2 separate regions of the Homo sapiens genome follow, and region 2 is linked to region 1. A link is an interaction called in ENCODE POLR2A ChIA-PET data of the cell type or tissue named here. Cell type or tissue: HCT116. All regions are shown on one strand. Links, peaks and the distances in the headings refer to the core of each region. The heading gives the core; the rest is flanking DNA. Region 1 overlaps AAK1 (AP2 associated kinase 1). Region 2 overlaps ANXA4 (annexin A4).

What was found. ChIA-PET counts read pairs that join two places held together with the same protein. Peaks named below come from ENCODE experiments on the same cell type or tissue, not always from the same donor. Only the 100,000 strongest peaks of a DNase experiment are listed, where the experiment ranks them.
Region 2: POLR2A ChIA-PET joins it to region 1 with 5 read pairs; 2 of 35 experiments call an interaction of 5 or more read pairs at or near these places.

What each region holds. Positions count from the first base shown.
Region 1 is chr2:69,610,597-69,622,219 of GRCh38, reverse strand. The region is part of intron 2 of AAK1 (AP2 associated kinase 1); the gene reads left to right. Among named protein-coding and RNA genes, the nearest start is that of AAK1, 27 kb to the left of the region's middle. In HCT116, for the core only: no CTCF peak of the experiment used is centred there; a DNase peak (open chromatin) is centred at 5,349; H3K4me3 peaks cover 878 bases; H3K27ac peaks cover 852 bases.
Region 2 is chr2:69,766,696-69,778,318 of GRCh38, reverse strand. The region is part of intron 1 of ANXA4 (annexin A4); the gene reads right to left. Among named protein-coding and RNA genes, the nearest start is that of SMANTIS, 26 kb to the left of the region's middle. In HCT116, for the core only: no CTCF peak of the experiment used is centred there; a DNase peak (open chromatin) is centred at 4,898.

The DNA.
Region 1 (11,623 bases), core at 3,958-6,457:
GCTCAGGTGGTAAGCCCCTCACTGCCTGGGGCCCGCTGTCTGCTCTGAGTGCGGGGCCCACCAAGCCCACGCCCACCTGGAACTGGCGCTGGCCCACAGGCGCCCTGCGCAGCCCCGGTTCCCGCCCGCACCTCTCCCTCCACACCTCCCTGCAAGCTGAGGGAGCCAGCTCTGGCCTTGGCCAGCCCAGAAAGGGGCTCCCACAGTGCAGCGGCGGGCTGAAGGGCTCCTCAAGCACGGCCAGAGTGGGCGCCAAGGCCGAGGAGGCGTCGAAAGCGAGTGAGGGCTAGGAGGGCTGCCAGCACGCTGTCACCTCTCAGTAACATCAGGCCTTGGTGCCCGGTTGGATTCGGAGTTGGAGGGGAGGTGTGGAATCAAGAGTGATTCCAGGCTTTCAGTTTGAGTGCCTAACTAAGGGTGAGATGGAAGTGGCACCCACTGAGCAGTGTTACACAGCAGAGAGGGAAGGTTGAAAGAGGGAAGATACAGGTTTAATGAGAGGAGGCAGCGTGTTCGTAGTTGGCCATGATCAGTTTGCAGTGTGCTTGGGTTGTGTTTTAGTCATCTATTGCTGTATAACAAACCACCCCAAAACCTTGTGGCCTAAACCAACAACAGCTTATAATTGCTCATGATTCTGTGGGTTGACTGAGGGTTCAGCTGGACTTCTACTAGGGCTTCTGTTCATCTCATTTGAGGTCTGTCAAAATTACAAATTGCCTTTACTCCTTTTTTTTTTTGGTGGAGTTTTGCTCTGTCGCCCAGGCTGGAGTGGTGCAGTGGCACAATCTCAGCTCACTGCAACCTCTGTCGCCTTTTTTCAAGCGATTCTTCTGCCTCGGCCTCCCGAGTAGCTGGGACTACAGGTGCACACCACCAAGCCCGGCTAATCTTTTTTGTATTTTTGTTAGAGACAGAGTTTCACCATGTTGGCGAAGCTGGTCTCGAACTCCCGACCTCAGGTGATGCCTTAGTTTCCCAAAGTGCTGGGATTACAGGCGCAAGCCACCACGCGCAACCAAAATTGCCTTTACTCCTACCACTCGACTCTACTATATACTTGAATTCAGAACATCCCAGCATGGACCAGTATATCACCTAACACCGTGCTTCCTCCTTAAAAGAAATACACATGTCAGTGAAAGACAGGAAGTACTATGAGTGTATATACAAGGCTCTGGTGTTCTTTACACCCTGGTGGACGCACCACAGTGAGAGTTGGGCAAAGGGTATGCTTTTTAAAAATTTTATTTCATTAAAGTTGGCTAATGGCTTTGAGAAACTTGGGCAAATCATTTTAAGGAAAGATATCTAGGGAAGTTAAGTATCATGGCATTGATTTGTTTGAAGCTGTCCATACAGGGATACTTGTATTCAAGTTTGCAAATCACTAGTCAAGAGTCAGAAGAGTAGTGGGCTGAGGATGGAATTTAGGCTTAGCAACATTTAAGGGGTAGCTTAGTAAGGAGAGCCCTTAAAGGTGACAGAGAAGGAATGTCCAGCGAGGTGGGAGGAGAATCAGTAGAATGCAGTGTCTCGCAGACATGGGATCCAACAAAATTAAAAAGTTGGAAGTAAAGAGGGTCAAATATCCCAGAGAGGTCAAGTAGGATAAAGACTGGAAAGTGTCCTCTGGATTGGCCAGTGGAGTGGCATTGACCTCTGCAAGAGCATTCAGAAGAGTGATGGAAACGGAATTATAGATTACAGTGAGTTGGTGAGTGGGAGCACCAAGTCTAAACTATTTCTTTGAGAAATGTTCATAAGAAAAGAAAGGGAGAGATCATAGCTTGGGAGATGCTTGAGCATATCAGTAGGCTGATGGGAAGAGGCACCAGGCTAGAGAGAGGAGGTCAGGGGAGAGATTGAGGTTAAAACAGAAGAGAGGGCAGTTCCTCATGGAGCAAGGTCCCAGAGGAGACAGGAGGGAATGGAGTAGTCTTCATTTTTAAAAATTGCAATTCCATTCTTTTAGATACTCAGGCCAAAAACCTCTTGTCATTCAGTTTATCAGAAAATCCTGTTTGCTCTATATTCACAATACAGCCAAGGTCCAACCACTTCTTACTGCCTTCGTTGCTGTCTCTCTGGGCCAGCCTGTCATTGGCCTGGATGATGGCAGCTGTTTCTTCACTGGTCTCTCCACTGCTGCCTGAGCCTCCTCAGTCTACTCAGCACAGTAGCCAGAGTGAGCCTTTAAAGTGCCAATCATTTCATGTTAGTTACTCCTCTGCTCAGAAGCGTCCAGTGATTCCCCATCTCAGAGTAAAACTGTAAATCCTGCTGTGGCCTAGAAAGTGCTATGCTCTGCCCCACCGTTTCCTCTCTGCATTCTTATTTTACTCTTCTCCTCTGGTTATTGCTCTCTATCCATACTGGCTTCCTTCCTGTGGTTTCTTAAAGCAGGGCAGATTCGCACCTCCCTGCTCAGGCCTCTTGTACTTGCTGTTCCCCTTGCCTGTGGAATGTGTCCTCTAGGTAGCCCCAAAGCTTGCTCTCCCTCACCTATTTTGCTTAAATGTCACTTTCTGAGAGAGTCCTTCCCTGACCATTCCATTAAAATTTGCAACCCCTCCCTCCCGGCAGCACTCCCTCCCTCTTCCCTGCTTTGGCTCTGCTATATAACGTGCTTGTTTGTGTATTGTCTCTCCTCTTTGGAACTTAAGCTTTATGAGCTTTTCTGTTTTATTCACAGGCCTAGAACCATGGCTCTCATAGAGTAGGGACACAGTAAATATTTGTTGATTAAATGGGTGGATGGATGAATAAGATCAAGGCTGAACCTTGGGAAAGAAGAGGGAAATTTCACACTCTGAGACAGGAGGAGATGAGTGAATCTGTATGGATATAGATAAGTTTGTAGTGGGGAAGCCTTGGGGGTAGGGTGGGAATTGAAGGCAATCATAACAGATACCCTCAATTTTCTGGAGTAAGGAGGCAAGGTTGTCTGCCGAGGATAGTGGTAAGTATGGGGCTGAGGATACTCCTGAGAGTTGGGTTAGTCATCGAGGGGAATGAGAGAGGGAGCTAACCAAGGACAAGGAAAGGACCCAAGCCAGGATGGACACCATGAGGCAGTCTTGTAAGGCTGTGTGATTTGAGGTTAGGAACAGAGCAGGTGGATTTAGCATTGATTCAAGGTTGGGGAGGTGTGAGGGGAGGCTAGGAGTGCACAGAAATCAAAGGAGCAGTGTAGATGGTCAACCATGGGGCCAGAATGGGGAGACAAGCCTGTCTAAGCAGGGGGTTGATTGGTTGATTGAAAGAAAATGGAAGAGTCAGAGCATGGAGGACTGGATGGTCAGGCCAGAATGAAAGCCTAAGGGAATGGAAGTCTTGGAGGGTGTGTCAGAATGGGGGAGACTGATGTTTAAGATTTGTGTTGACAAGGTCTAGAGGGTGGCCATGGATGTGTAGGTCATTGAGAGGACCAAAGGTCAGTGTCGTGAAGAAATCTGGAGGCTGCAGTTTAGGAATAAGTGGATTTTGAGACCACCCAGAAAGATGGTAGGAGTTGCAGTGGAGGGAAGCCAAGATGCTACAGGCATCCGTGAATGTTAGAGACTGAGCCAGAGGGGGAAGTACAAAGGCAAGGCAGGGTGGAAGCCAGTGTAGCCACGTGGCATGAGCTCAAAGGAGCAGGAATTTTTACATGAGGGTGGAGGAGTGATGGTTTGGAGTCAACTCAGGAGAGCAAGGAAAGTTCTGACCTCCTGCGCTAAGCTACTGAGGCGTAGGAAAATATGGCATCAGAGGGCTAGTGATGCAAGTGATATTGGCTGGTGCAGGAGCAGGACCGAGCAAGTTGGATGATTTATCCTTTGGCTTGATTGTGGAGCTAAGTTGTTTTTATTGTTAGGTATTTATAATTTATGGCATTTATTTGGCAGCTTAACTTCCTCTTATTAAAAGGAACCCATTTTTATTTTGCATGTATTTTACTTATATATTAGTATATTGAATATTATATATTTATTTATATCTCTACTTATATTTAATTTTATGTGTACATGAATTCTTTTTTCTCCTTTGGGTCTTGGCTTTGTGACAAAAAAGACCTTGCATGGTCGCTGTAGAGGCATCTTCAGGACCTGGTTTTGAATTTGCTTTTTGTATTTTATTGCTGGGAGCTCCTGCTTACCTTTCACTTTTATGCCCTCCTGGTCAGGTTGGTTGCCTCATGGTTCTTTTTTATCACTAGACTAATGATTAATTCTTAGTGAAGCCCTTCACCTCAGAGGTTGCTGAATGATGAAGGACCACTTCCCTGAATCTTTGCTCAGCAGCCTCGAGATAAAGGAGGAGGTATGACTCTGTCAGCCAAAAAGCCTAATCTTTGAGTTGGAAATGGTTTATTCCTTGTATATTCTTTCTAGGTGTTAACAAACCAAAATAGTAGAGGCATCTCCATTAAATGTGGCCTCTTCTATACTCCTAATGCTTCCAGCTCTTCACTTTATCCCTTCACAGGAGCAGGCACAGCGTGCTGCTGGGAATGTCTGTTCACTTCTTTTACATGTGATTAGTTGTTCCTGATGTTTGCACTCTCATACACTCAAGCATGTGGCACATACCTCTTTAGGATTTGCTGCATCTTACAATAACGATTTATTTATCAGTCTTCTAAGCTGTTCTCCCTTCATCCCTGACCCAACTTGGACTCCTTGAGGGTATGGTTAGGTTCTCACTCATCTTTTTGTATGCTTTTAATAAGTAGGTATTTAGGAAGTAGGTATTAAATTAATGCATTAAACTTAGAATTCAAACAGCCTAACTCACAGATCTTGCAAAGGAGAAACTATGCCCAGAGGATTAAATGGCCTGTCCGAAACTACACAGCTAGGTTCAATTGGGATTAGAATCCATTTCTCCTCTCAAGCTTGTGGGGTCTTCTGAAAGATTAATGTCAAAGCAACTCGATGTGAATTGATTGTGTTCCTTAAAGTTAGAGATAATTGAATTCCTTGAAAATTCACTTATATCTTCTAGGGATAGGGGCTTTCAACCTTTCATTTCACCTGTTACCCTGTTTGGGGGTGGTGTGATGGTTTGGAATTTTGTTGTTCTTGACTGAGATTAGAGAATGAGGGCCTAGGCACAGGGAGGCTCTGTTCTGCTTGTCAAACCAGTAGGTTTGCTTTTTCCTTGACCTATACCTTAAGGACATCCTTCTATCTTGTAGGTGCTAGTGGAGCTATGTTACCATACACTGGGGATAGGATGAGGGCCCCTGGATAATCTGTGGCCTGGCAAGTGACACAGGCAGAAAGCAGCATGTCCAGGTCCCTCGTGGGTGGCTTGGGGGAACTTGGGGTTAGAAAAAGGGCATTATAACCAGGTGCTAGAAGTTCACAGATAGGTCATTTGTGGCTGGTAGGATTGGCAGGAAACAATGAGTCACACTGGTAGGTATACAAGGGATAGAAAAAGAAGAAATTTTTGATAATTGCTAGAGAGCCCTTTTTCCATTTAGACCAGTAGGTCTCAATTGTGGCTGTTTTGCCCCCCAGGAGACACTTGGCAATATCTAGAGACATTTTTGATTGTCACACCTAGGAAAGGGCTATTACAGGCATCAAACGAATGGAGGTCAGGGATGCTGGTGAATATCCTGTAGTGCATGGGATGGGGATGGCCCCCATAACAGGGAATTATACAGTCCAAAGTCATGAGCGTCCAGGTTGAGAATCCCTGATTTACACCCTGGGCCCCAACATCAGTACTCTGGTGGTTACTTAAGTCATAAAAAAAATAGTTTTTTATATATACTTTACTTTGAACTCTATTGTTAAATGGCAAAATCAGGTTTATTTCACCTTTTTCTTTTCGTTCTTTTTTTAAAATGGAGGCAAAATTCACATAACATAATTAACCATTTTAAAGTGAACAGTTCAGTGGCATTTAGTACATTAACAATGTTGTGCAGCTGGGCATGGTGGCTGGTGGCTGTGATTCCTGCTACTCAAGCGGCTGAGGTGAGAGGATCACTTGAGCCCAGAAGCTCAGCCTGGACAACAGCAAACTTCATCTCTAAAAGAAAACCAGAAACCAAAACTAAACATAATGTTGTGCAACCACTACCTCTATCTAGTTCCAAAACATTTTCATCGCCCGAAAAGGAAAGTGGTACCCACTAATCAGTTTTTAGTACAGACAGGGTTTTGCCGTGTTGCCCAGGCTGGTCTTGAACTCCTGAGCTCACATGATTTGTCTGCCTTGACCTCCCAAAGTGCTGTGATTACAGGCATGAGCCACCATGCCCAGTCACTATGTTTAGCTTTAACATAAAATTTACCATTTTAGTATTTAACCTTTGATATAGACTTGTCATTCCACAAACACATTTTAAGCCCCATGTCATGAGGGCACTGTTGAAAGCACTGCATAAATTATGATGAACAAAACAGTTATAGGTGTTTTTCTCCTAGAGCTTACAGTCTAGTGGGGAAGGCAGACATTGAACTCCCACCAGTAAGTTTTCAAGTCCGGGAAGTGAATTTAGCTGTAAAAGTATAGGAGTTGAAGCCAGTGCAGTAGGATTGACTGTCACAGTTTCTTGCTTTCCACTTTCTTTCTGTGTGAGTACAGTTTCTTTCATATAAGAGCAAATTCATAGCCAAAAAGAAACAGGGAAGGAAGAAATGAAGAAAATAAATGAGAGAAAGCAAGACCCAGGAGCGAGGAGGAGGGAGGATTGGGGAGGTCCTCCCAGGAAATCCCGTGTTTCAGGTTCTTCTAGAAACTCCTCAGGCCAGTTCTTAAAACATCTTCCACTGTGGTCTGTCTTTATCTTTTGAGTCATATAGATGGGAATGGTATTTCCATTTGGTTAAATGGTACTGGGTTAAAAAGCAAAATAACATACCCTGCCTCCCATCCTCTGTGTCTCTCATAAGGATCAGAGCCCAAGTGACATGAGGTCAGCTGAGTGCCCAGCAGGACTGAACTATTCTGGCCTGCGGGGCTTCTCTGCGAAGTCCCGAGAAGTGGCTAAGCTGAGGTCGAAGTCCACATGGAAAGGACAGCACCAATGGGCATGCAGTTTCCTTGGTAGACTATGTAAGTGAAAACCCTAGAAGGAAGGTTTTTGATGGTGCCCATGAGGAAAGAGGACAGCAACATGTTTTGTTTTTTTCCTCGTGGTTGGGGTCATATTAATTTCTTAGGGCCACAGTAACAAATGACCACAAACTGGGTGGCTTACACCAGTAGAGATTAATTAACCTTCTCACAGTTCTGGAGGCCAGAAGTGAGAAATCAATGTGTTGACAGGGCCGTGCTCCCTCAAAAGCTCCAGGGGAGAATCATTTCTTGCCTATTCTGGCTTCTCGTGGCTCCAGGCATTCCTTGGTTTGTGGCTCCATCACTCCAGTCCCTGTCTCAGTTTTTGCATGACCTTCTCCTCTTCTGTGTGTCTCTCCTCTGAGTGTCTCTTCTAAGGACACTTATCATTAGATTTAGGGTCTGCCAGCATAATCCAGGATGACCCCCATCTTGAGATCTTTCAATTAATTACACCTACAAAGACTCTTTTTCTATATAAGGTCACATTTACAGGTTTCTGGGCTTAGGACATGGACCTTTCTTTTGGGGGAACCATTATTCAACCTACCAGAGTGGTGAAGGAGACAGGGTGTTGGGAGCAAAGGTTTTTGTTTTTGTTTTTGTTTTCCTGGTTGGGAGAGAAGGAAGCAAAATGCCGTGGAGAGTGCCATGACTAAATCCCTCACCTGGGACCCTGCACTGTTGCTGCCACTCTCGGGAAACTTTCAGCTTGAAATGCCAGCTCCACGGGGCAGGACTGGAATGGCCTGACCAGGTCTGGCTTCATGAGAGAGAGTTTACTAGACTCCTCCTTCCAGCTGTTACACCTGTCCCTGTGTGACTCCATGTCTGCCTTCCTTCAATGAGCCTTTCCTCTTCCCTTTCTCCTTCCTTGCCTTTGTTTTCAGCCTGTTTTCTCACCAGTATTTTGTGTTTCTTTGGTATTTCTCTCTAGTCATGGACAGTAAATGAAACAGAAGTAGGCATTTTACTAATTTTAACCTTTATTAATGAATTCTTTGTTGCTTGTCTTCTGAGCTGACTCACCTGATAGTGGTGCTCAAAAGGAAAACCATTTCCTCTACTCACATTTCTGACACCAAATCTAAGTTTTTTCCACACTAACAATCAGTTATTTGACTTCCTAGACACCGTTTGGGTGTCCTACTATTCAAATTAATTCTGACACTATCTATTTGGAGTTAGCTTCAGATTTTACAGATTAAGGGCTCAAGACTGCCCCCATTTCAGATGCCAGTTGCAAGCTTCTGGTACCAGGTTAGCTACAAATTAGGGGTTCTCATTACCCCTTCCTCCTGTTTGATCATTTGCAACAGTGGCTCACACCACTCAGGGAAATACTTTATGTTTATCAGTTTATTGTAAAGGATACAAATGAACAACCAGGTAAGAGCTACCTAGGACAAGGGATGGGGAAGGGGCATGGAGCTTGCATGCCCTCTCTGGGCATGCCACCCTCCAGGTACCTCCACATACGGAGCTATCTAGAAGCTCTTTAAACCCCTTTATTTAGGGTTTTTATGGAGGCTTTATTACATAGGTATGATTGATTAAATCACTGGCCCTTGTTGATTAGCTCTATCTCTAGCTCTTGCCCTCCTCAGAGGCTAGGGGTAAGACTTAAGGTTCTAACCTTCTAATCACATGGTTGAGTTCCCTGCCAACCAGCCCCCATCCGGAAGCTACCTAGGAAGCCCAGCCACTAGCCATTTCATTCACTTACAAAAAGACACTCTGCATTCTGGAGATTTCAAGGGTTTTAGACGCTTTTGTGTTAGGAAACAGGGGCTAAGACCAAATATTAACAAAAGATGCTCCTATCACCCCTACCACTCAGGAAATTACTACAAGGGTTTTAGGTGCTCTGTGTCAGGAATCAGGGGCAACGACCAAATATATATTTCTTATTGCATCATGGTGCTGTAGCTTGGAAGTGATTTCCCCTCTTCCTGGGGTCTTGATCATTGGCCCCATGATTTGGGGTGTGATTCTAGGAGCTGTTGGGATTGCACAAAGCCTGTGCCTTCAGATGCTTGCATCTCATCTTCCTTGACAAGATGCCTGTCTTAAAGTGGGCCATTGGACTGAGGGAGGTGATGGGCCTCATGAGACCTCAAATTACCCACTTACACTGAATTTTCCTGGTCTCCAGATCTAGAGCTTAGGCCATTTCACATGGCTAAACTGCTTTGTTAAAATGCTGCTTTCCCCTAAGGACACTGATATGTCTAAAGGTCCAGAAGCCTAGTCAGCACTTCTCCAGGTAATACTTTAACTTTGACCAAAACATAAAGTTGACATCATAGTAGAGTGGAAGACACAGAGCCTTTGAAGGCTTTGACTAACTGGGAGATTGTCATTGACTTGCTTTCTGTAAACTGGCTCATGTCTTCCATCTTGGTATGAATGTACCAGTTTTTCATTTTCCAAGGATTGGCTTGCCTCCTTAGACAACACTGAGACTTCCTTGGTAAAACTTATACAGCACATGGTTTAGAGTTGAATGGTGAAGGAGGCAAGGACCATAGAGAAGATGCTAGAAAGAACCTTTATCATAAAATATCAAACAATGTGAAAACATTCTTCCCTAGATAATGACTCCAAAATACAACTGTTGTCGTTTTCTGGTGAAACGTCTAGAGCCAGCTGTGCCATTCTCATAGCATCTTCATAATAATAAGAGCTGACTTTTAGTGCTTATGTAGCAAGTGCCTGTTGGAATTATCTTATTTATCTCCACAGCCCTACTGTTACCTCATTTTACTTCCGAGAAAGTTTAAGCAACTTGCCACAAAGTTGTCTGCTAATAGGTAGAAGGACTGCTGACTCTAAACCCAAGCCCTTTTTTAAAAGTTGTGGTTACATACATAATATAACATTTACCATTTTAATCCTTTTTTAGTATACAGTTCTATGGCATTAAGTACATTCACATTATTTTTTTTCTCTCTAACAGATGAAATACTTTAATCCATATATTAATAAATCCCCAGTTGGATAACTTTTTTTATTATACTTTAAGTTCTAGGGTACATGTGCACAACGTGCAGTACATTCACATTATTGTGTACTCATGACCACCATCCATCTCCAGAACTTTTTCATCGTCCCAACTGAAAGTCTATGCCCATTAAACACTAACTCCCTATTCCCTTTCTCCCCCAAGCCCCTGGCAGCCACCATTCTACTTTCTGTCCCTATGAATTTGCCTACTCTAGATACCTCATCTAAAATGGAATCATAGAGTGTTTTGCTTTTTGTGAGTGGCTTATTTCACTTAGTATAATGTCTTCAGAGTTCATCCATGTTATAGTATATGTCAAAATGTTCTTCCCTTTTAAGGCTAAATAATATTCCATTGCATGTCTATACCACAGTTTCCTTATCCATTCATCTGTTGATGGATGGCTGGATTGCTTCTACCTTCTGGCTGTTGTGAGAAATGTTGCTGTGAACATGGGTATACGTATCTCTCTTCAAGACCCTGCATTCTGTTCTTTTGGGTGTTGTATTTGGGTTCTCCAGAGGGACAGAACCAATAAGGTATATGTATATATAAAGGGAGTTTATTAGGGAGAATTGGCTCATAAAATTACAAGGCAAAGTCCCATGATAGGCCATCTGCAAGCTCGGGGAGAGAGAAGCCATTAGTGGCTCAGTCCAAGCCCGAAAGCCTCAAAACCAACTCTAAACCATGTGCTGTATAAGTTTTACCAAGGAAGTCTCAATGTTGTCTGACAGTGCAGCCCCCAGTCTGAGGCCGAAGGCCCAAAAGCCCCCAGGAAGCCACTGGTCCGAGTCCCAAAGTCCAAAAGCAGAAGAATCTGGAAGTCTGATGCCCAAGGGCAGGAGGAGAGGAAGCAAAGAGTCCTGCATGTGAAGAGAGAGAGAGCGAGAAGACTCTGCAGGCTATTTATCCCCCTTCTGCCTACTTTGTTCTAGCCGCGTTGGCAGCCAGTTGGATGGTGCCCACCCACATTGAGGGTGGGTCTCCCCCTCGTAGTCCACCAACTCAAATGTCAGTCTCCTCTGGCAACACCCTCATAGACACACCCAGAAACTGCCTCACCAGCCATCTAGGCATCCCTCAATCCAGTCAAATTGACACCTAATATTAGCCATAACAGGTATATACCCAGAAATGGAATTGCTGGATCATAAGGTAGTTCAGTGCTCAGCTTTTTTAGGAATTGGCATACCATTTTCCACAGCAGCTGCACCATATTACATTCCCATCAGCAATCCATAAGAGTTCCAATTATTCCACATCCTCACCAAAACTTGTTATTTTCTGCTGTTTTTTCTTAGTAATAGCTATCCTAGTGGGTGTGAAATGATAATCACGTTGTTGTTTGATTTACATTTCCCTAATGACTAATAATGTTGAGCATCTTCTCCTGTGCTTATTATTAGCTGTTTGTATATCTCATTTGTATATCTTCTTTGGAGAAATGTCTATTAATAGTCCATTGTTCATTTTTCTAATAGGGCTGTTATTGAATTTTAGGAATTTTTAATATTTTCTGGATGTTAACTTCTTATCAGATGTATGATTTAT
Region 2 (11,623 bases), core at 3,693-6,192, 160 kb before region 1:
TTAAAATATATTTTTAACTCTTACTTATAACTTCTATTCAACCTCTTTGCCACCAACAACAAATTTTAGAACGAATAAATAAGATAATTTCTGATTTCGGCGAGATGATGAAAATATAACAGGATGATAGCACAGAGCAAGGGTCGGCAAACCACAGTAGCTCATGGGTGAAATCCTGCTTTTGTACAACCTACAAGCCAAGAATGTCTTTATATTTTTAAATAATTGACCAGAAAATCAAATAAGGGATATTTTATTACATGTGAAAATTGTACAAAATTCAAACTTCGAAGACTTATTGGAACAGTCACACGTGTTTGTTTATATTTTGTCTGTGGCTACTTTCAAGCTACAACAGCAGAAATGAGTAGTTGTGACAGAGACCATGTGGCCCAGGAAGCTAAGAATATTTATTATCTGGCCCTTCACAGAAAACATTTGCTGACCCCTGACATGGAGGATGACAGGATCAGGTTACCAGGAAGAAGCTGGCCTGGGCAGGGCGATCCGGAAGGCATCTCTGAGTTGACATCTGAACTAAGACCTGAATGAAGGGAAGGGGCTAGCCGTTCAAAATTCTGAAGGAGAACTCTTTCAGGTAGCTGGAGCAGTCAGTGCAAAGGCCCTGCAGCAGAAATTGGCTTACTGTGTTTGAAGGATGGACAAAAGCATTGTGAACAAGGGCAAGAGTGGCATGAGATGAAGATGCAGTCAGGCCATATAATATTGTGACTTAGAGTAAGGGATATACACCTGTTCTCCTCCTGTTCCTGGTACATAACTCCTAAATCCCTTGGAATTTTGTAAGCGATAAGAACAATAAGGGTGAAAGGAGCATCTTTTGTTATTCATAACAAGCCCGGTTAACCGCACCTGAGTTCATGTTAATGAGGGGACGTCTGGAAAGCCCCCAGATAACTATAGGATGGGGGGCTGGTTGCCCTGGTAAACAAACTCTGTGATTAAAGAGTTGGAATTTTCAGCCCAACCTCTCACCTCAGGGGAGGAGAGAAGGGCTGGAGATTGATTTCATCACCAATGGCCAATGATTGGATCAATCATGCCTATGTAACAAAGACTCCATAAAAACCCAAAGGACAGTGGGAAATAGGGAGTGGAGGGGTTGAAGAGCTTCCAGGTTAGTGAACATATGGAGGTGCTGGGAAGACGTGCGCCTGGAGAGGCCGTGGAAGCTGTGAGCCCCTCCCCACGTGCCCCACCCTATGCATTCTTCCATTTGGCTGTTCCTGATCTGTAGCTCTTTATCATAAACTGATAATCCAGTAAGTAAACTGTTTTCCTGAGTCCTGTGAGCCATTCTAGCAAATGATGAAAGTCAACAGGGGGTCATGGGAACCTCTGATTTCTAGCCATTCCATCAGAAGCACAGGTGACAAGCTGGACTTGACACTGGCATCTGAAGTGGTGGAGGACTGTGGGACTGATCCCTTAACCCAAGCTTGTCCAACCTGTGGCTCGTGGGCCACATGTGGCCCAGGACAGCTTTGAATCTGGCTCAACACAAATTCATAAACTTTATTAAAACATTATGAGATTTTTTGCAATTTTTTTTTCTCATGAGCTATTGTTAGTGTTAGTGTATTTTATGTGTGGTCCAAGACAATTATTCTTCTTCCAATGTGGCCCAGGGAAGCCGAAAGATTGGACACCCCTGCCTTAACCAGTGGGGTCTGTGCTAACTTGATAGTGTCAGAATTTAGTTAAATTGTGGCACACCCAGTTGGTGTCCAAAGAGAACTGAAGAACTGCTTGATGCTTGATGTGGGAACCCCCACCCCACCCCCTCACCCATCACATCTGGTGCTAGAAGTGAAAAAGTGTTAAAGTATAAGGAAAAATAGTTTGTTTTCCTATACAATTGGTGTCAGAAGTGGGATTTGCTAGAATGGCCCTGGCTTGCAGAAATATGTGGTTTGGGAAGAGAAAGAACAAAAGGGTTGGGGATGAGAAACTTTGATTCCTGGGTGGCCACATGGTCATGAGATAGGCAGGCTGGTGGGTTCCCTATTTTTAAATGGTCTGGGCCAGGCATGGTGGCTCACGCCTGTAATTCCAGCACTTTGGGAGGCTGAGGTGGGTAGATCACCTGAGGTCAGGAGTTTGAGATCAGCCTGGCCAACATGGTGAAACCCTATCTCTAATAAAAATATAAAAATTAAGCTGGGCATGGTGGTGAGTGCCTGTAATCCCAGCTACTCAGGAGGCTGAGGCAGGAGAATCATGTGAACCCCCAGAAGTGGAGGCTGCAGTGAACCAAGATTGCACCACTGCACTCCAGCCTGGGCAACAGAGTGAGACTCTGTCTCAATAAATAAATAAATAAATAAATAAATAAAATAAAAATAAATAAAATGGCCTGGAAGAAAATGATAGAAGCCATTCACTCAAGCTTTAACTTATCTAACTCTCAGCCAATTAATAACAAAAGACCCAAGAAGCTTATTAACCACGAGTTCCTATTTCAGGGGGCTGGGGACTTCCCTGGAGCCCTGCATGCATAGCTAGACTTAAAGTCCAACCTACAGTTACCCTTCCTCATTTTAAGGCTAAAAATGCATGGGGTGGAGATTTAAAATACTAATGTTGCATATGATGCATGAAGAAGCATGAGTGCTAGAAAAGCCTCTCCTATACATGCTCTGATGTAACCCTTTCCCATGGAAAGACCCTATAAAACTAACCCACACACTATCCTCCGATAGCAGTCTGTTTCTTTTCCTTTCTCAGCACTGGCTCCCTTGTGCATGAGCCAAAACAAACTTTCTCTTTGCTGCTATGTATGGTGATTGCTCTTGATTTCTATCCTGGGTGATTACAAGAACCCATGGCATTGGTAACAGCCACTCATGGTACGGAGTAGCATACCATGCTGAGATCTGTTAGTAAAGGTAAAAGCTACCCCAAGGTGTTGGCTCACTGGAAGCATAAGGAAATGCAAACTAATAAGAAAAGGCGATATATTCAGTCCCTTGGTTATTATCTGTAACAGATAAAATAAAATTAAAAGAGAGTGCTGGGTCAGACCAAGCTCAGATTTCAGTGAGTCTGCGCTCTAGCCAGTAACTGCAAAGCCACCCACCAATGGCAAAATCATGCTGAGATTAGACAATATCACTAAGAACTCTGGTAACCAAGAAGGCAGTTTATGTGGGGTGGAAGGCAAACCATGAAACGATTGAAACCACAGGGTATAGTGTGAAGAAGTTATTTCATTTTGTAGATCAGTATCATAAACTTCCTGAAGAACCTTTATTCAAATGGGTTGTGTGAGTAACTAAGTGAGTGACAGTGTCTTAGGTTTCGAACACTGCAGAGTATTCAAAATGCTAGCATTCATGTTTGGGTTGATGCAGGACCCACAGCTCTCTATGGAGCAATCGCAGATGTTTCAGGTGGTCCAGACACATAGGAGGTTATTCCTGAGAGAACATCCAGCCTGGTGGACTGGACAAAAGCCACACTAAGGTCTGTTTACCCTGAGAAGGGGGACTGTTCCTCTCCCCTTATAAATGCCAAGTAGAATACCCCTGATGAAGCAGCTGATGTGCTTCATATGCAAACCACAGAGGACTGGCTTGATGATCATCGGGGTATTTGTCTGCTGAATATGCCTGTTACCCAGGTCATGGTAAACGCTGTGATTAAGGGGGCTCCTTTTGGCTGGACGCGGTGGCTCACGCCTGTAATCTCTGCACTTTGGGAGGCCGAGGTGGGTGGACTACCTGAGGTCAGGAGTTTGAGACCAGCCTGGCCAACCTGATGAAACCCCGTCTCTACTAAATATACAAACAATTAGTCAGGCATGGTGGCGGGTGCCTGTAATCCCAGCTACTCGGAAGGCTGAGGCAGAAGAATCACTTGAACCTGGGAGGCGGAGGTTGCAGTGAGCTGAGATTGCGCCACTGCTCTCCAACCTGGGCAACAAGAGCGAAACTCTGTCTCAAAAAAAAAAAAAAAGGGGGGGGGGGGGCTCCTTTTACATAAACACCTCATATAACCTTACTGCTGCAAAACCAAGGGAGTCTTATTGAATTTTCTCTCTCAGTTTCCCCTTATGGGTCTTACAGATGCTAATAAAAACATGAGGTTAGTTAAGAGAAGAATGGAGAAAGGCACAGAGAGTCACGGACTAGTCTTAGCAGGGTGGAAATTTTTAAATGGTTATTAACACATAGGGCAGGGTGAGATGGCTCACGCCTGTAATCCCAGCATTGTGGGAGGCAGGGGCGGGCAGATCACCTGAGGTCAGGAGTTCGAGACCAGCCTGGCCAACACGGTGAAACCCTGCCTCTACTAAAAATAGCAAAATTAGCCTGGCATGCCTGTAATCCCAGCTACTAGGGAGGCTGAGGTACAAGAATTGCTTGAGGACGGGCGCGGTGACTCATGCCTGTAATCCCAGCACTTTGGGAGGCCGAGGCAGGCGAATCACGAGGTCAGGAGTTCAAGACCAGCCTGACCAATATGGTGAAACCCCGTCTCTACTAAAAATACAAAAATTAGCCAGGCGTGGTGGTGCACGCCTGTAATCCCAGATACTCGGGAGGCTGAGGAAGTAGAATTGCTTGAACCCAGGAGGCAGAGGTTGCAGTGAGCTGAGATCACGCCACTGCACTCTAGCCTGGGTGACAGAGCAAGACTCTGTCGAAAACAAAAAAAAAAAAAAAAAAAAAAAAGAAGGAAAGAAAAGAAAAGAAAAGAAAGGAGAATAAAACAAATATTGATAAACAAACAAACAAACAAAAAATCAGGGGCAAAACTTAAGACCTTCACAGATCTTAGCCAGTCCTTGGTCTGGAGGCCCTGTTTCATGTCATGTGAATGATCCACATGTACCCATATCCCTTGGTAAGTATGATTCATATGCTAATTGGCTGACAACCCTGGCAGATACTGCTTTTCAGAGCAAGGGCCTTCCCTTTGCTTTCATGTAGTTTTGGAATAAATGACAAGTGAGGAGGCAGGGAAGGGGGACACCTCTCCAAAAGAGGCAAGCTTTAATATGAACATTCCACTCCTTTTTACCACATCAAGAAGTGGAAAGACATCTTGAGCAAAGCCTTCTGGAAATACTGAGAGTCATTACACAAGGAGCTAGAAATATTTCACTTAAGGAAAAAGAAGGTATCATACTTGAACACTGGGTACTTTTATTCAATTTATTTTGAAACTTGGACAGCACACAGTGTAATATACACATTTATATACAGACAGCTGTTGTTTATTTATTAAAGTTTTACTAGTACAAAACAAATTTCTTTCTTTCTTTCTTTCTTTTTTTTTTGAGACAGTCTCGCTCTGTTGCCAGGCTGGAGTGCAGTGGCATGATCTCGGCTCACTGCAACCTCCGCCTCCCGGGTTCAAGTGATTCTCCTGCCTCAGCCTCCCAAGTAGCTTGGATCACAGACGCCTGCCACCATGCCCAGCTAATTTTTGTATTTTTAGTAGAGACAGGGTTTCACCATGTTTGCCAGGATGGTCTTGATCTCCTGACCTCATGATCTGCCCGCCTCGGCCTCCCAAAGTGCTGGGATTACAGGTGTGAGCCACTGCGCCTGGCCACCAAACAGATTTCTAAATAGAATATACAAATAAATGCAGAAAATGGTACTCCTCGATTCATTGTTATATCAGATAGTATGTGTAAAGTCAGTCTACACAAATGCTTATTAGCATAGAGCCTGGCACCTGGTAAGGCCTCAATAACTCTTGGCACAAGGATGGGGGGAGCAGAAAGAGGAAAGAAATGCACCCCCCAAAACACAATTGCTACAGCCTCTCTTAGCAATTGCTAAGGCCTCTCTTAGCTGCACAGAATGACAGCTCCCAAGGGCTGAAAAGCCTTTCTTCTGGAAGTTCCACCTATAACCTTCCCACCTCATTTTCCACCTGCCTCGCAGTGCCATGCTCTTAGCAGAGCCTCTGCCCGACATTCTTTGCTATCTCACCTTCCTTGATTCCTTTGTTCTTTCTCTCTGAAGCCCTTTCTACAATCCATAAGCTGCACATTGTGACCAAGTCCACAATGACTCAGACTGTGTTGGGGGTTTAAAAGCTCCTTTGCTGCTCACAGATGGGGCGAAATAATTAGCAACTATGCCTCAGTTTTTACATCTGTAAAATGCAAACACGCTCCCATTTTGGGGGTGATTCAAATAACTCTAAAAGCATCAGGACTGTTCCAGATGGAAAGATGAAGGCTGAAGGTGATACACTTTTTAGTGATGTCTTAAAAACCTAGGGTTATGAAGAACATGGGTGGGTGACTACAGCTTCTTAACAGTATCTGAACTCTACGACTAGGGCTTAGGATAGGGATCTGAAGTTTTTAAGACATAGTTTTGGAGCAACTGAAAGATAGTTGGGAATTAAACATATGAGACCTATCTCAATAGCAGTTACAAAAGGGAAAAATAAGTTGTAAATAAGTTCAACTTATTTCAACTAAGATTACATAAATTCATGGAAATAATTTACAATGAATTCATAAAGAAAAAGTAGGTATGTTGAGAATACATCTATACTGGTTTCCAGGATGTCCAGAAGGATAATAATACACTGTAACACAAATTGCCCAGTTGTATCTGCCAGAAATGGGCAAGCCAGGTGCTGACTCAACTAGAAAGTTTCTTATGTCCTTATGGCAGACTGCAGGGATGTGGAACAAGAACTTCTGATTTCAAGTCCTATTTAGTAGGCTATATGTGGAGGTAACAGTGTGGTGCATTCTCCTCTCTCACCCAGCATTTGGAAAGCGGGCAAAGTAGATACTTCCCTAAGCATTAGACTAGTAAAATCAGCAAACACCCATCAAAACAAAGATATGCAAACTCATTTTAATGGGAAAGAACGGCTCCTGGGTTGAAGCAGGCTTGCTGGAAGATATTAGCATGTTTAAGGAAAACTTGTGTCCATCAGCAGAGCAAGCTCCATGCAAAACTGGCACAGATGCTTACTTTGAAATATTCATCTAAGCCCTGTCCTACGGAAAGGGTGAAGCCAGTGGTCGGGGGTCAGATATTTCCCCACTGTGAAGATGAATTCTGTCCATCTAATACTCCCTTGTTCCATGGTTGCCAAGCACCTTTTAGGCTAGAGTTTGGCTTCCCAAATCAACCTGTCTACAAATATTGGAGCATGAGGATTTTTGCCTAAATAATATTTTTCCTTTCTTTTTTTTTTTTTTTTCTTTTTTTTTTTTTTGGAGACAGGGTCTTGCCCTGTTGCCCAGGCTGGAGTGCAGTGGTACAGTCATAGCTCACTTCAGCCTCGAACTACTTAGCTCAAGAGATCCTGCCGCCTCAGCCTCCCGAGTAGCTGGAACTACAGGTACGTGCCACCACGCCCAGCTAATTTTTTTTTTTTTTAAATTTTCTAGACAAGGCCTCGCTGCATTGCCTAGGCTGGCCTTGAATGCCTAGGCTCAAGCGATCGTCTGCCTCACCCTCCCAACGTGCTGGGATTACAGGTGTGAACCACCATGCCTGGCACTGTATTTCTTAATATAAATAAATTAGCAATATGTGTGTGTCTGCACGTGTGTGTGTCTGCACGTGTGTGTTTGCATGTGTGTGTGCGTACAGGTTTAATGAGCCTGGTGAATAGGAATCCTCCCTTTCTTGTCGTGCTGAGAGAGAGTTTCTCTGGGTCTGCTGGATGTTGCATTGTGGTGAATTCACCCCGGTAACTGAAGCTCTCCTTCAGACCCCACCACAACTTGGCGGCCTCCATTCAGGTTCCTAACATTGACCCACATCCCAGAACAGGCCACCTGAGCCTATTATGAAGGGACCTGCCAGCCTTGTGGCACATTCCTACTGAATCCTTCCCTTCGCTGGAAGATCACATGTGAGTGAGTCATTCACTATTTTTCTTTGGTACATGGTTTCATTTTACAGCCCACAAGGATGACAAATTTAAACCACTGGTCTGCAGATTGCAAAGGGTGTGACTGGGCCCCACCCAAACACTAAAGGCTTTCAAAACTGTCTATGAAATAGGAAAATGAGAGTAACTCTCTTTTTTTCCTTCTTTTTTTCTTGGAACTTAGATCCTTCTAAAAGTAAAGGAAGTTTTATTGCAGTGACGGGGTTTGAGTTGGGAGAAATAACATTTTAAACGTGTATTCAAAGGCAAGATGTAGAAGGTAAAGGAATGAAAACAAATTTGGAGGCCTGCCTACTAGGCCATCTTAAATAAGAATCGATTCCAGCCTAGCACCCAGCTAGTAACTTACGGACGGTCTTTTGTCCATATTTTGGCCAGTTATTCACAGCACTGTTGAGGGCAATAATAATCCTTTCAATCCACAAGTAATTAAAAAACATGTATCTTAGGCCTGGTGCAGTGGCTCACACCTGTAAACCCAGCACTTTGGGAGGCTGAGGTGGGCAGATCACCTGAGGTCAGGAGTTTGAGACCAGCCTGGCCAACATGAGGAAACCCCATCTCTACTAAAAATACAAAAATTAGCTGGGTGTGGTGGCACGTGCCTGTAATCCCAGCTACCCGGGAGTCTGAGGCAGGAGAATCGCTGGAACCTGGAGGCAGAGGCTGCAGTGAGCCGAGATCACGCCACTGCACTCCAGCCTGGGTGACAGAGGGAGACTCCGTCTCAAAAAAATAAAAAAATGTATTTTACATATAATTTAAAACATCCCACGCCTTCTCTGCTCTTCCCACATCATGCCAAAGCCAGTTTTTACTCCAATGATTGCTTTGTCTAAAAGGCAGGGGAAGGAGGGAGGGAACACTTATTAAACACTCCTCCATGTTATCTTATCTACTCAATAACCTCTGGGACAATGACTATTATTTCCACTTAACAAGTTAAAAACTGAGAAAAGTTGTGTAATTTGCCTGAAGTTAGCATGAGGCCAGACTGGGATAAAACACCTAGTTTACCTGATTTGAAAGCCACTAGATACTACAGTAGTGAAAACTGGTTGTGGTGAGTTCTATCTTGTCTTAAGAGGTAGGGCTAAATATCTACATTTTATAACAATAAGGAAAGTCACAGTGGCCTCAATGATTGCTGGGAAAGCTGACTGGGTCCCACATGTTGATAGTTTAATCCTTGCTTTGTTGTATGGCCTTAGTTCCCAGGCTCAAGCTTCGAATAGTGCATAAATCAAAGAATATTCTAATACGCTTTATAAATGTGCAGCTTCCCTACCTTGTTTTTCTGGGCACCATCATCAACTTGCTTCAGATATAATGAAGTACCCAATATAGTGCTTTAGACTTTCCTAAGTAATTTTCTTTTTAATTTTTATTTTCTGAGTGACCCCTAGTGCCACCTGTGGACTAGAGACCTTTGGAATTTCAGTTGGCTGGTTTTTTGTTGGTGGAGGTTTTTTTTTGTTTTTTGTTTTTTAACTTTTCTTTTGAGATGGGGTCTCACTATGTTGCTCAGGCTGGGCCTGAACTCTTGGGCTCAAGTGGTCAGCCTGCCTCCACCTCCCAAAGTGCTGGGATTACAGGCATGAGCCACTGCACCTGACCTTCTGCCTTTTAATTGCAGACAAATTATTTGGATTTCCCTCCCCTCAGTCCAGTGACCTGAGAAACAAGAAGCTGATGTGGTAGTAATGCTGATTATTTCTATCATGGGACTTACAGGACAGTTTTACTGATGTTTCATGTTCATTCACCTACTCATTCAACACACATTATCTGAATGCCTGCCCCATGTCAGGTACCATTTGATTTACTAAACGGCACACTTTCCTTTCCGCCTGTATACCTTTCATGACAGTATATGATCCCCTATGCCTTGTAGGTTTAAGAGTAACCTGCCATTTAAAAAAATCCTGGAAGCTACAGAGATGACGTGGTTGAACTTCCTGCTGTAAAGACTTTACGACCTTTCTCAATGGTCCTCTCCCAGCTTCCAGTCATCCTCTCTCTGGCCCTGCGCTCACTCCTCCACAGGTAGGCTTTGCCACTGCTAAGCAGCTGTAACCATCAGGAGAGCTGGCCTTGTATTCCTTATTCCATCCTCTAGAGCCAGAGGGACTTTATTTTAAAATAAGTAGTTATTGAGCTAGTTGTACTGAATGCTTATGTGTTTTGTCACTATTATATCATTTTGCCCTATTATTTTCCAGTGGACTGGACATGATAATTTAAGTTTTAGAGAAGTTAAGCATAGTACCCCAGGTCACTCAGTAATAGGTGATAAGAGCTATGTTTTCATAGGTCTGCCTGTCTTTAGAGACCTTTATATTATACCATGCTGAATACATGCTATAATATATACTCGCATATACTATATAGTATGTGTATACGTGTATAATTATATGAATATTATATATGTGTACATATGTATATATTTACATAATATGCATAATATATACAAAGTGTATATATATAAAGAGTATGTACATATGCGTATAATTAGGTGAAAAGGCAGATGACAATTCTAGAGGCTTTTAGAATCATGACAGAATAAAAACTTTAAATTGTTACATTTCTTGCTGAGCTAAAACTTTCTCGTTCTTCATATCTTTTAACAAGCTGGATGCAAAAAACAAAACAACAACAAAAACCGTCCTCTTCCAGACTTATCTGATGGAAACTGGACCACACTTTTGACGGGCAGACAGATGGCCCCGGTCAAACATGTTTAGTACAAGGCTGGTGGCCATTTCAAGAAAGCAGCGCATTTCTAATCCCCACACGCTCTAATTCAGCCATACGGCCTTTCTGGTGGGAGAACAACGTGGCATGGCTCTGTAATATGTCTCTTTGGGCAGACACATGGTCAGAGTTTTGCCATCTCCAGCTAAAAGGGACATAAAGATTCCACCCAAGCACATTCTGTGGCCCTCCCTTAAAACAGGGCCCAGCATCCTGTGTTTAGGTTGGGAGGTCATGGCTGATCCAACCACAATAGCAAAGTTCCCAAAGTACAGCCTGCTTCAGAGACTACTGATGCATCATGACTTCGGGGTATCTGAATCCAGTGTCGAAACAGGTTAGATATAATGACCCCATCTGGTTATGTTTATTTTAGCACCAGCAATATTAAGACTATCCAGTATATACCAGTAGAGAAAGGAATGCCAAAAATAGCTCTTCTAGCTTTTGCTACAAACTGAAAACATTATGGGCTTTCATTCAAAGCCTCAGATGGAGTTGGCACAGCTGCAACATGTTTTTTCCAGCCCTGGATGGCAGTTGCTTATGCTTTTGGAGGCAGCGCCCCTCCAGGCTTAAAGGCACAACCCTTCTTTTGATCACTCAAGGTTGATTTTCCCTGTTTCAGATCAAAATGTGAAGTAAACCATACATGAGAGAGTAATTCTAAGGCTACAATATAAGCATGCAAAGAAAATGGGAGTAGAAATAGAGGGGAAATTCTTGCCCCCCAGAAAGAGTGCATTTCTCCCAGATTGGATTGTTAGGGTAGAAAAGACTTTAGAGCGCATCAGACCCACCCCTCCACTTTATAGCTAGGAAACAGGCCTATCTACAGGCGAGTGATGGGTTTGCCTTCTGGGCAGTGTGCTTGGTAATAACATGTTAGGTTCTGTCAGCTGACCCAAGGTCTGGAAGGTGCTGGCACTGTGGGCAACACAAGCTCACCCTAGGATGGGTG